Regions from separate parts of the Homo sapiens genome. Here region 2 is linked to region 1. A link is a contact called in ENCODE Hi-C or POLR2A ChIA-PET data. All regions are on one chromosome and are shown on one strand. The core of a region is the stretch at or near the end of the contact, and the rest is flanking DNA. Distances in the headings are between cores, read along the strand shown.

Region 1 (6,054 bases), core at 1,258-3,757:
CCCAGGAACATGAAAGGCCATTTGCATCAGAAGCCTTCCATATGCCATTCTCCACTTATCATCTGACTGCTCCCAGAGAGCTTATCAATAGAAATGAAATGACTACTACTCCAAGGACAGTCCCTACATTGTAGGTGCACCCCAAAAGAGAGGAGGGTGCTCTCTTCCTTCGTTTCAACTTGTAATTAGTAAAGGCAAGAAAATACCTTCTCAAATGTAGGTTTAAGAATATGGATGTTAAACTGGAATTTCCACTCTCTTTTTTTTTTTAATTAATAAACTTTATTTTTTAGAGCAGTTTTAGTTTCACAGCAAAGTTAAGCAGGAAGAATAGAGAGTTTTCATATACCCCTTGTTCCCACACAAGCACAACCTCCCCAAATATGAACATCCCCCACAAGTGATGCATTTGTTACAATTCATGAACCTACATTAGCACATTGCAGCCTCGAACTCCCCAAGCTCAAGTGACCTTCCCACCTCAGCCTCCTGAGTAGCTGGGGGCTACAGACACATGCCACCATGTCCAGCTAAATTTTTTATTTTTTGTAGAGAAAGGTTCTCACAATATCCCCAGGTAGGTCTTGAATTTCCTGAGCTCAAGCAATCCCCTCACCTCAGCCTTCAAAAGTGTTGGAATTACAGGTGTAAGCCACCACACCTGGCCTGGGTTTTTCTGTAGATATAAGTTTTCAATTTATCTGGACAAGTATCAAATATTTTAATTGTTTAAAAAACTGCCAAACTGTCTTCCAAAGTGGCTGTACCATTTTGAAATCCTACCAGCAATGAATGAGAATTCTTGTTGTTCCACATCAGCACCAGCATCTGGCATTGTCAGTGTTCTGAATTTTGGCTATTCTAATAGGTGTATAGTGGTATCTCACTGGTGTTTTAATTTGCAATTTTCTAATGATGTATGTTGAACGTCTTTTCACATGCTTACTTACCATCTGTATATGTTCTTTGGTGATATGTCTGTTCAGATCTTGTCTTATTTTGTTTTGTGTTGCTATAACAGAATACTTAAGACTGGGTAATTTACAAAGAAAAGAGGTTTATTTAGCTCACTGGTCTGCAGGCTGGGAAGTTCAAAATTGGGTGGTCACATCTGGTGGCTTCTGGTGAAGCCTCAGGCTGCATCGAAACATGGCAGAGAAATGAAAGAGGAGCTAGGCTAATGTGACAAAGGGCAAAATACAAGAGGCAACCTCCCTATACCAACCAGCTCTGCAAGGAACTAATCCATTCCTGGGAGAACTAACAGTCTCTCAAGAAAGACATTAATCTATCTTAACAACCTAATTACCTCTTAAATTCGCCATCTCCCAACACCATCCCATTGAGGTCTAAGCCTCAACATGAGTTTTGGTGGGGACAAACTGCACTCTAACCATAACGGATCTTTTGTCCATTTTTTAATCAAGTTATTCATTTTCTTCTGGTTTAGTTTTAAGAATTCTTTGTATATTTTGGATAATAGTCCCTTATCAGATGTGTCCTTTGCAAATATTTTCTCCAAATCTGTGGTTTGTCTTTTCTTTTCTCTTGACATTGTCTTTTGCAGAGCAAAAAAAAAAAGTTTTTCATTTTGATGAAGTCCAGCTTAAAAATTATTTCTTTTGTGGATTGTGCCTTTGGTGTTTTACCTAAAAAGTCACCACTATATTCAAGGTCATCTAGTTTTCTTCCTAAGTTATTTTCTAGGAGTTTTATAGTTTTGAACTTTATATCTACATCCATGATCCATTTTGAGTTAATTTTTGTGAAGGTGTAAGGTGTACATCTAGATTATTATTATTTTATTTTATTTTATTTTGCTTGTGGATGTCCAGTCATTCCAGTACCATTTGTTGAAAAGATTATCTTTGAGGCTGGGTGCAGTGGTTCACGCCTGTAATCCCAGCACTTTGGGAGGCCAAGGCAGGTGGATCACGAGGTCAGGAGATCCAGACCATCCTGATTAACATGGTGAAACCCCATCTATACTAAAAAAATTACAAAAAAAATTAGCCAGGCGTGGTGGCGGGCACCTGTAGTCCCAGCTACTCGGGAGGCTGAGGCAGGAGAATGACGTGAACCCGGGAAGCGGAGCTTGCAGTGAGCCAAGATTGCTTCACTGTACTCCAGCCTGGATGACAGAGCGAGACTCTGTCTCAAAAAAAAGAAAAGATTATCTTTGCTCCATTATGTTGTCTTTGCTCTTTTGTCAAAGATCAGCTGACTATTTTTATGTGGATCTATTTCTGGGCTTTCTATTCTGTTCCATTGATCTCTTTATCTATTCTTTCATCAGTACTGCACTATCTTAATTACTGTAGCTTTATAGTAAGTCTTGAAGTTAGGGAATGTCAGTTCTCTGACTTTGTTCTTTTTCTTCTTCTTTTTTTTTTTTTTTTTTGAGATGGAGTTTCACTATTGTTACACAGGCTATAGTGCAGTGGCATGCTCTCACCTCACTGCAACTTCTGCCTCCCAGATTCAAGGAATTCTCCTGCCTCAGCCTCCTAAGTGTCTGGGATTACAGGCATGTGCCGCCACGCCCGGCTAATTTTTGTATTTTTATTAGAGATGAGGTTTCACATCGCTTCTCGGCCTTTTGGCTAAGATCAAGTGTGAGATGAGGTTTCACTCTGTTGACCAGGCTGGTTTTAAACTTCTGACCTCAGGTGACTCACCACCCTCGGTCTCCCAAAGTGTTGAGATTACAGGCATGAACCACCGTACCCAGCCTGTTCTTCTCTTTTAATATTACGTTTGCTATTCTGGTTTCGTGTTTTGTTTTGTTTTGTTTTGTTTTGTTTTGCCTCTCTATGTAAACTTTAGAATTAATTTGTCAATATCCACAAAATAACTTGCTGTGATTTTTATTGGAATTGTATTGAATCTATGAAGTTGAGAAGAACTGACATCCTGAAAATATTTAATCAACCTTAATTCTTAATTGCATGATCATGAATAATCTTACTAAGTTAAGACTAAGATGATCATGGAATATCGCTCCATTTATTTAGTTATTCTATTTACTTATTCTTTGATATCTTTCAGTAGAATTTTATAGTTTTTCTTATATAGATCTTGCTCATATTTTATTAGATTTATACCTAAATATTTCATTTTGGGGGGTGCTAATGTAAATGGTAATATATTTTAGTTCCACAGTATCATTTTGATATATAGGAAAGTGGTTAGCTTTTGCATATTAACCTTGCTGTATACAGGATACCTCGTATCCTGTATCCTGTAACCTTGCTATAATTGCTTACTAGTTCCAGGAGGTTTTGTTGTTATTGTTGTCAATTCTTCTGGATTTTCTACACAGACAATTATGTCATCTGCAAACAAAGACAGTTTTATTTATTCTTTTCTTTTCTTTCTTTCTTTCTTTTTTTTTTTTTTTTTTTTTTTTTGAGATGGAGTTTCGCTCTTGTTGCCCAGGCTGGAGTGCAATGGTGTGATCTTGGCTCACCGAAACCTCCACCTCCCGGTTTCAAGTGATTCTCCTGTCTCAGCCTCCCGAGTAGCTGGCATTACAGGCATGCACCCCCACACCCAGCTAATTTTGTATTTTTTGTAGACATGGAGTTTCTCCATGTTGGTCAGGCTGGTCTGGAACTCCTGACCTCAGGTGATCTGCCCGCCTTGGCCTCTCAAAGTGCTGGGATTATAGGCATGAGCCACCGCGCCCGGCCTTATTTACTCTTTTCTAATCTATATTTCTTTTACTGCCTTTTCTTGTCTCACTGAATTAGCTAGGACTTCCATTAAAAAGCAGTGGTTAGAAGGGACATCCTTGTCTTGTTCCTGATCTTAGTGGGAAAGCATCAAGTTTCTCACCATTAAATATATTAGTTTCAGGTTTTTTGTAGATGTTATTTATTAAGTCGAGAATGTTCCTCTCTATTCTTAGTATGCTGAGAGTTTTTATTATAAATGGGTGTTGGGTTTTTGCCAAATGCTTCTCCACATCTATTGATAAGATCATGTGATCCTTTTCTTCTTTAGCCATTGATGTAATAGGCAATATTAATTTATTTTCAAATGTTGAACAAACTTTACATACCTGGGATAAATCCCACTTGGTTATAGTGTATAATTCCTTTTATACATTGTTGAATTTGACTTGCTAATATTTTGTTGAGGATTTTTGCATGTATGTTTATGAGAAGTATTGGTCTGTAGATTTCTTTTATTGTAACATATTTGTCTGGTTTTGGTATTAGGGTGATGCCGCCTCATAGAATGAGTTAGAAACTATTCCCTCTGCATCTATTTTCTGGAACAGATTGTGAATAACTGGTATAATTTCTTCCTTAAATGTTTGGTAGAATCCACCAGTGAACCCATCAAGTCCTGGTTTTGAAAGGTTATTAATTATTGATTCAATTTCTTTAATAGATATAGACCTATTCAGATGGCCTATTTCCTCTTGTGTGCATTTTGGCAGATTGTATATTTCAGGGAATTGGTCTGTTTCATCTAGATTATCAATTTTGTGGGCATACCGTTGTTCATAATATTTTTTATTATCTTTTTAATGTCTATGGGATCTGTAGTGATGTCCCTCTTTCATTTTCGATATTAGTAATTTATATCTTCTCTCTCTTTTTCTTAGTTAGCTTGGGTAGAAGTTTATCCATTGCTTTTGGTTCTGTTGATTTTCACTACTGACTTATTTTTAATTCATTGGTTTTTGCTCTAGTTTTTATGGTTTATTTTTTCTGCTTACTTAAAATTTAATTTGCTCTTCTTTTACTAGTTTCCTAAGGTGGAAGCTTAGATTATTGATTTTAGAGCTTTCTCCTTTTCTAATATATACATTCAATGCTATAAATTTCTCTCTAAGCATTGATTTCACTGCACCCACAAAATTTGATGGTGTCCAAGTCTCCAGGGGCTTACAGAGTGTAAATGTGTATGAACAGGTGAGTCATGGGCCCCTGGATTTCCAGGGAGCCTACATTTCCTGCTTTCTGTAGCATGTGGTCCAGAGTCCTACTGAGAAACCTGCTGCAGACACACCCTTCCCAGTAACCAGCTAACTAACCAACCAAAACCCAAGAAACTAGGAAATCCTAACCAGTGTTTCCTAATCATCAGATTTCTGAGGGGTAGGGTCTGAGTATCTGTACTTTTTAGGCCCTCTATGTGATTCTGATAGACTGGTGCCTTAACTACAACCACACTCTTCCATTTGCATTTACCTGAATGTGATTCACTTTCAGGCTTCAGTATATGATGTTCCTTTGGTCTAGATTTCCCTTCCTCCTCCTGCTCATCCTTAAAGTCCAGCTCAGAGGTGGTCTCCTCCATAAAACCTTCACAGAGGCTCTCTTCTACCCCCCTCTATCTTCCTACCCCACCCACAAATTAGAATTAGTCATTTAAATGTCTATGTCTGCAGACTGGGCCATGAGCTACTTGAAAGCAAATGTAGTGACTATATTCATTATCTATTCCTGAGTAACAAATTACCCCCCAAAACCTGCTGGCTTAAACAACAATAAACGTTTATTAACTCACAGCTGCTGTGGTTCAAGAACTCAGAAGCAGCTTAGTTGGGTGTTTTAGGGCCTAAGCCTCTTATGAAGTTGCAGCCAACATGTAGGCCAGGGTTGCAGTCATCTGAAGGTTTGCCTAGGGCTGGAAAATCCACTTTCAAGATGGCTCACTCAAATTTCTAGCAAGCTGGTACAAGAGGTTAGCAGAAGTTCTCAGTTCCTTTTTGATACAGTGTGGATGATTGTGGCCTCTAAATCTCATGTTGAAATGTGATTCCCAATGCTGGAGGTGGAGCCTGGTGGGAGGCTCCCAGGTGTGGATCCTTCATGAATGACTTGGTGCCCTCCCCACAGTAATGAGCTCATGTGAGATCTGCTTGTTTAAAAAGGAGCCTAGCACCTCCTTCTCTCTTGGTCCCTCTCTCGCCATGTGACACACTGGCTCCTAGGCCTTTTGCCATGATTATAAGTTTCCTGAGGCCCTCTCCAGAAGCAAATGCTAGCACCACACTTCCTATACAGTCTGCAGAACTATGAGCCAAAATAAACCTCT
Region 2 (6,054 bases), core at 2,621-5,120, 64 kb after region 1:
TGTTTGGCTTTCCCAATGGCCTAGGCTGTCTTGTAATTTCACTTCCTTCAGGGAGCTTTTGATAACTCCTCAAAGAATAGGATGTTGATCTCTGGTAAAAAGCAACATCTGAGAAAATTGCTTGTTTTTAGGAACCTGTGTACATTCATACTTAATTCTGCCAATGATGCTTTTTAGTTTTTTGGATTAACACTCAAAAGTAACAAGTCCTCAAAATTAGGTTTGTTCTGTTGTTTTAAGTGGACCTTTGGCAAGAGATTTCTAGTGAAGCTTGATTCTGAGTACTTTTCTCATGTATTAAAAAGAGGCTGGAGGAGGGAACCTGGGACGTGGAGAGTGAGGAGTGATAGCCTGAGGTTCTTGGTTTGCCAACCTGGGGAAACCCTGTCTCTACTTAAAAAAAAAAAAAAATACAAAAATTGGTCAGGCGTCATTGTGGGTGCCTGTGATACTAGTTACTCAGGAGGCTGAGGCAGGAGAATCGCTTGAACCCAAGAGTCGGAGGCTGCAGTGAGCCGAGATTGCGCCACTGCACTCCAGCCTGGGTGACAGAGCAAGACTCATCTCCAAAAAAAAAAAAAAAAAAAGAGTCACTGAAGGCTGGGTATGGTGGCTCATGCCTGTGATCCCAGCAGTTTGGGAGGCTGAGGTGGGTGGATCACTTGAGCTTAGGAGTTCAAGACCAGCCTGGGCAACATGGCAAAACCCCATCTCTACAAAAAATACAAAAATTAGCCGGCTGTGGTGGTGCACACCTGTAGTTCCAGCTACTTGGGTGGCTGGGGGGTAGGAGGATCGCTTGAGCCCAGAAGGTCAAGGCTACAGTGAGCTATGATCACGCCACTGCACTCCAGCCTGTACAACAGAGCGAGACCCTGTCTCAAAAAAAGTACTCAATTCCTTGAAATCTGGGTTGTAAACCTGATCACTCATTCATTAGACCATTTGCTTATAATTAGTCCTAACCAGCCTAGGTTCCCCTTCCCCTCTGTCATGCATGTCTTTTTCTCAGGAGTAGAAGCTTTGAAGCCAGACAGACTGGGATAAGGTCCCAGTTTAGTCCCTTTGCCCCACTATGACCCTGGACAGGTTACACAGCCTCCCTGAGCTGTTTTCTGTGAATTTGGAATGTGGGAAGGTAGTTTTGGGAATGGAGTGGATAAAGTCAGAACACCTGGACTTGAGCTAGTACCACTCTGAATCTTGGGCGGGAAGGTGAAGGCTGGGCACCTGCCTGGTTCATTCAGCACACATTAAGTGCCTACTTATTCAGCTAGAGAGTGTATTTAGGGTTGACCGTGTGCATTGCTTTACATTACCTACCTTACTCTAATTTTCCTCCACAGTTGGAGGGGATTTTTGTGTGGTTGTGGTTGATGGTTATCAAGAAAAAGTGGCCGGGCGTGGTGGCTCACAAGTGTAATCCCAGCACTTTGGGAGGCTGTGGTGGGCAGATCACCTGAGGTCAGGAGTTCAAGACCAGCCTGGCCAACATGGTGAAACCCCCGTCTCTATTAAAAAGTACAAAAATTAGCCGGTCGTGGTGGTGGGCGCCTGTAATCCCAGCTACTCAGGAGGCTGAGGCCGAGAGACTTGCTTGAACCCCGGGAGGTGGAGGTTGCAGTGAGCTGAGATCGGGCCACTGTACTCCAGCCTGGGTGACAGGCAAGACCCTGTCCCAAAAAAAAAAAAAAAAAAGAAAAAGTGTTTTCGTTTTGTTTTCAGCTTGTGTGTCTTTTTTGTTGGTATCTTGTTACCCTTGGGATAATTTTTACTTTCTCTCCCGGGAGCAAGATTTGGGTTCATTAACTGCTTGCTGCTGATTAGTTCATTTTTCCGATGTGTGGGAGAGAGGAGCATCTTCCTTTATTTTCCCCTCCACCTTTGCTAAATGCCGTTACTACTTCCTGTTGCAATGACAGGGCTTCCCAGCTCCCAGCTTCTTTTCCTTAGTCCCCATCGTGTTGGGGAGGACACAGGAGAAAGTTGGCTTGCTCACTGGTTGGTTTACTCAGTCACTTAACAGGAGCCAATTGAGCCCCCACTCTATGCCAGGCTCTGTGCTAAGTGCTAGTCTAATTCAGCCCTCTTGAAGGCCTTAAGAGAGAGCAGGCATTCTTTCTTCCTACCTCATGGGGTTTTTGCAGGTGAGGCTCTGTACCTACCTCCAGGTCTCATGGCAGGTCGACTGGACCCCTGCCACCTCCTGCGGTGCTGCCCTCCTCACCCACTCCTTGCCCACTCTCACTATCGGCTTCCTAATAGGCATTTCCTGGGGCGACTGTATCTGACTAAAATTGGTCATTTTGTAGATCCTTTAGGGGTCCTGGTCCAAAGGTCAGTTTTAATGAGTGATATGGGGACTGTGGAGTTGCAGGGTGGGGAGAGAAATGTGGACCATAACTGACAGTGTTCACAGGGAGAGCACACTGGGGGAAATAAGCCTCACTATTGCAGCTGCTGAGACTGCACGTCTAGTTCATTTTGAATGGCCCCTCAAAGATACCCCCTGAGGATGCTAAATGCAGATTTGTGGATGCTGTTGGCAGAATTTGCTTGTTTATAATACTTTTTTGGGGGGTGCTGGGCAAGGTCGCTCATGCCTATAATTTCAGTACTTTGGGATCTCACCTGGCTCCACCATGATTTGGGAACAGGCATTTAAGTTTAGCAATTCAGGCCAGGCACAGTGGCTCACGCCTGCAGTCCCAGCACTGTGGGAGGCTGAGGTGGGAGGATTGCTTGAGCTCAGGAGTTTGAGAGCAGCCTGGCAACGTAGTGAGACCTCATCTCTACTAAAAGTTAAAAAAAAAAATCAGCTGAACGTGGTGGCTCATGCCTATAGTCCCAGCCACTTGGAAGGCTGAGGTGGGAGAATCACTTGAGCCTGCAAGATCGAGGCTGCACTGAGCTATGATTGTGCCACTGCATTCCAGCTTAGGCAACAGAGCAAGACTCAGTCTCAAAAAAAAAAAAAAAAAAAGAATCTTTTTTGTTTTCGGCCAGTTTGGTTCTACATTTTAGATTGCTTTTGACTGACTTTTTGGGAGACTGTCGTGCCCTTAGAGTATCCATAATAATTATGAAGATGTCAAGTCCCTTAGGACTGCATGTTTGACTTAGCTTTCAGCATCAAAACATGCATCAGAATAGCATAATGGAAAGATCAGTGATTCTGGAGTAAAGTAGACTTGGTTTCAAATTCCAGCCCTCCTCTAATGCCCTTGGATAAATTTCTTCACGGCCTTAGTTTCTTCATCTGTAAAATGGGGATTTTTTTTTTTTTTGGAGACGGATTCTCGCACTGTCACAGGGGCTGGTGTGCAGTGATACAATCTCGGTTCACTGCAACCTCCACCTCCCGGGTTCAAGCGATTCTCCTGCCTCAGCCTCCTGAGTAGCTGGGGTTACAGGCCCCTGCCACCACGCCTGGCTAATTTTTTGTATTTTTAGTAGAGATGGGGTTTCACTATGTTGGCCAGGCTGGTCTTGCACTCCTGACCTCGTGATCTGCCCGCCTGACCTCGTGATCTGCCCGCCTCAGCCTCCCAAAGTGCTGGGATTACAGGCGTGAGCCACAGCACCCGGCCAAAATGGGGATCATTTTACAAGGTGAGAAATAATGTTTGTACAGTACTTTTAGAGTAGCTCCTAGCACATAATAGATGTTCAGAAGTTCCCTTCTTGTTTGATTCAGCAGGAACTAAATTGTATCAAACTGTAGGCAGTTTGATGAATAAGATGTGGTTTCTATCCTGGAGGAACTTAAAATCTAATGGGCTAGGCTGACACATGAATTCATCCTGAGGAGGTTAAGTGCCAAGACCCAGGTTGAGGCTGGAGCAGAGCACAGGAGCATTTCCTCTGCCTGGAGGGTTGGGAGAGCCTTCTGGGAGGAGGTTATGCCTAAGCCCTGTCTTGAGGGATTGAGTAAGAATTCACTTAAGCAAGCAAGGTGGGATGGGTTGTAGCCAAAGCAACAGCATGAGCAATGGATGGAGTATTTAGGAGGACTACATGCAGTTGGGGGTTGGCTGGATGGAACAGTGTGAAGTAGGAATTCCTAGGAAATGAGCCTAGAGAGCCTGGTGAGTGTGAACTTGCTGGTGGGCCTTGTGTACCTTGCTGAAGAATTCAGGGTTATGGGCTGAGTGCTGTGGCTCACACCTGTAATCCCAGCTCTTTGGGAGGCCAGGGTGGGCGGATTGCTTGAGCTCAGGAGTTTGAGAACAGCCTGGGCAACATGGCAAACCCTCGTCTCTACAAAAAATACAAAAATTATATGGGCATGGTGGCGGGCGGCTCCAGTCCCAGCTAGTGAGGAGGCTGAGGTGGGAGGATTGCTTGAGCCTGGGAGGATTGCTTGAGCCAGCGAGGTGGAGGTTGTGGTGAGCTGAGATTGCGCCACTGCACTCCAACCTGGGTGACAGAGCCAGATCCTGTGTCAAAAAAAAAAAAAAAAAAAAAAAAGTAGAAAAAACAGCAGGGCTAGAGATCAGAGGTAGTTTAGGGATTAAAATACACTGTTACTGATTAATAATACTTACATGTAAATTTCCTGTTTTGATAGGAAGATGTAGAATTTGCTAGGAAAGAAAATAAAAATACAAGGAAAAATAATATATAAATAGTGTTAATAACATACTCATGCATTTTTACAGTGCACGGTCTGATTAAGTAAATTTTGGTACATCCATACGATAGAGTGGAATGCAGATGTTAAAAGAATGAGGTAGGTTTATGTGTGCTCTTAAGGAAAATTTTCCAAGAATATTATTTAACAAAAAATATATATGCATAGAGTATCTTTAGAAGTATATATAAGAGGCTGGGGAGGGTGGCTCACGTCTGTAATCCCAGCACTTTGGGAGGCCGAGGTGGGTGGATCACGAGGTCAGGAGATTGAGACCATCCTGGCTAACATGATGAAACCCCATCTCTACTAAAAATACAAAAAAATTAGCCAGGCGTGGTGGCGGGGGCCTGTAGTCCTGGGAGGCTGAGGCGGGAGAATGGCGTGAACCTGGGAGGCGGAGCTTGCAGTGAGCTGATATCGCACCACTGCACTCCAGCCTGGGCGACAGAGTGAGACTCTGTCTCAAAAAAGAAAGAAAGAAAGAAAATATTGTAAAGAAATGACTAACACTATACATTTTCAGGTGAGCTGGAAACCAAGTGGCAGAACATAAAAATAACCTGTGCTACTACAGTGTCATAGTATTATGCATAATGCTAGATTATTTCATGCTCTGACAATAACAGCATTCATTCATGGGGGTTTTTAGAGTTTTCACCTTTCACATACATTATTTCAGTCAAAATTAATCACTCTTCCATCTGTGCTCTCACATCAATTAAAATATTTTAAGAATTATAAATGTTAAGTGATGTTATGTAAAGTTTGGAAAGCGAGAGAAAAGAGTAATACACGTTTAGGCTGGGTGTGGTGGCTCATGTCTGTAATCCCAGCACTTTGGGAGGCTGAGACAGGCAGATCGCTTGAACCCAGGAGTTTGAGACCAGCCTGGGCAACACAGGTGAGACCTCATCTCTAGAAAAAATACAAAAATTAGATGGGCATGGTGGTGTGCACCTGCAATCTCATCTACTCCGGAGGCTGAGGTGGGTGGATCGCTTGAGCCCAGGGAGGTAGAGGCTGCAGTGAGCTGTGATCACACCACTGCACTCCATCCTGGGCTACAGACTGATACCCTGTCTCAAAAAAAAAAAAAAGAAAGTGTTTAAGTGCAGCAGCCATGATTTTATTCTCTTCCTTCCTTCCCTTCTGTTCTTTGCCTATGCCTTAAAAATGTATAGCTGTAGCTAAGGTATACATGTACTTATAGGCTTTTCTGTGTAATATATTTCTTTTTTTGAGACGGAGTCTTGCCCTGTCGCCCAGGCTGGAGTGTAGTGGCGCGATCTTGGCTCACTACAAGTTCTGCCTCCAGGGTTCATGCCATTCTCCTGCCTCAGCCTCCTGAGTAGCTGGGACTACAGGCGCCCACCACCATGCCCAGCTAATTTTTTTTTTTTTTTTTTTTTTTTGTATTT

Evidence for each region. A loop is a pair of places that touch in the nucleus more often than their neighbours do. ChIA-PET counts read pairs that join two places held with the same protein, here RNA polymerase II (POLR2A). Pooled maps may share reads with other maps.
Region 2: a loop to region 1 is called in a pooled map, with 1.9 times the contacts of the local background. The contact joins two enhancer-like sites. A Hi-C loop is called at or near these places in 1 of 168 maps with a recorded cell type or tissue (endothelial cell of umbilical vein) and 2 of 50 pooled maps. POLR2A ChIA-PET finds 5 or more read pairs at or near these places in 4 of 52 experiments (H1, MCF 10A, Panc1 and 1 more).

What each region holds. Positions count from the first base shown.
Region 1 is chr2:158,924,189-158,930,242 of GRCh38, forward strand. No RefSeq gene overlaps it. Among named protein-coding and RNA genes, the nearest start is that of TANC1, 41 kb to the right of the region's middle. RefSeq lists an enhancer at 4,819-4,988. Within about 2 kb of position 2,508, at least 3 of the 41 ENCODE cell types and tissues checked have a DNase peak (open chromatin) inside an H3K27ac peak, as active enhancers do.
Region 2 is chr2:158,986,646-158,992,699 of GRCh38, forward strand. The region is part of intron 1 of TANC1 (tetratricopeptide repeat, ankyrin repeat and coiled-coil containing 1); the gene reads left to right. Among named protein-coding and RNA genes, the nearest start is that of TANC1, 21 kb to the left of the region's middle. RefSeq lists an enhancer at 5,101-5,200. Within about 2 kb of position 3,871, at least 3 of the 41 ENCODE cell types and tissues checked have a DNase peak (open chromatin) inside an H3K27ac peak, as active enhancers do.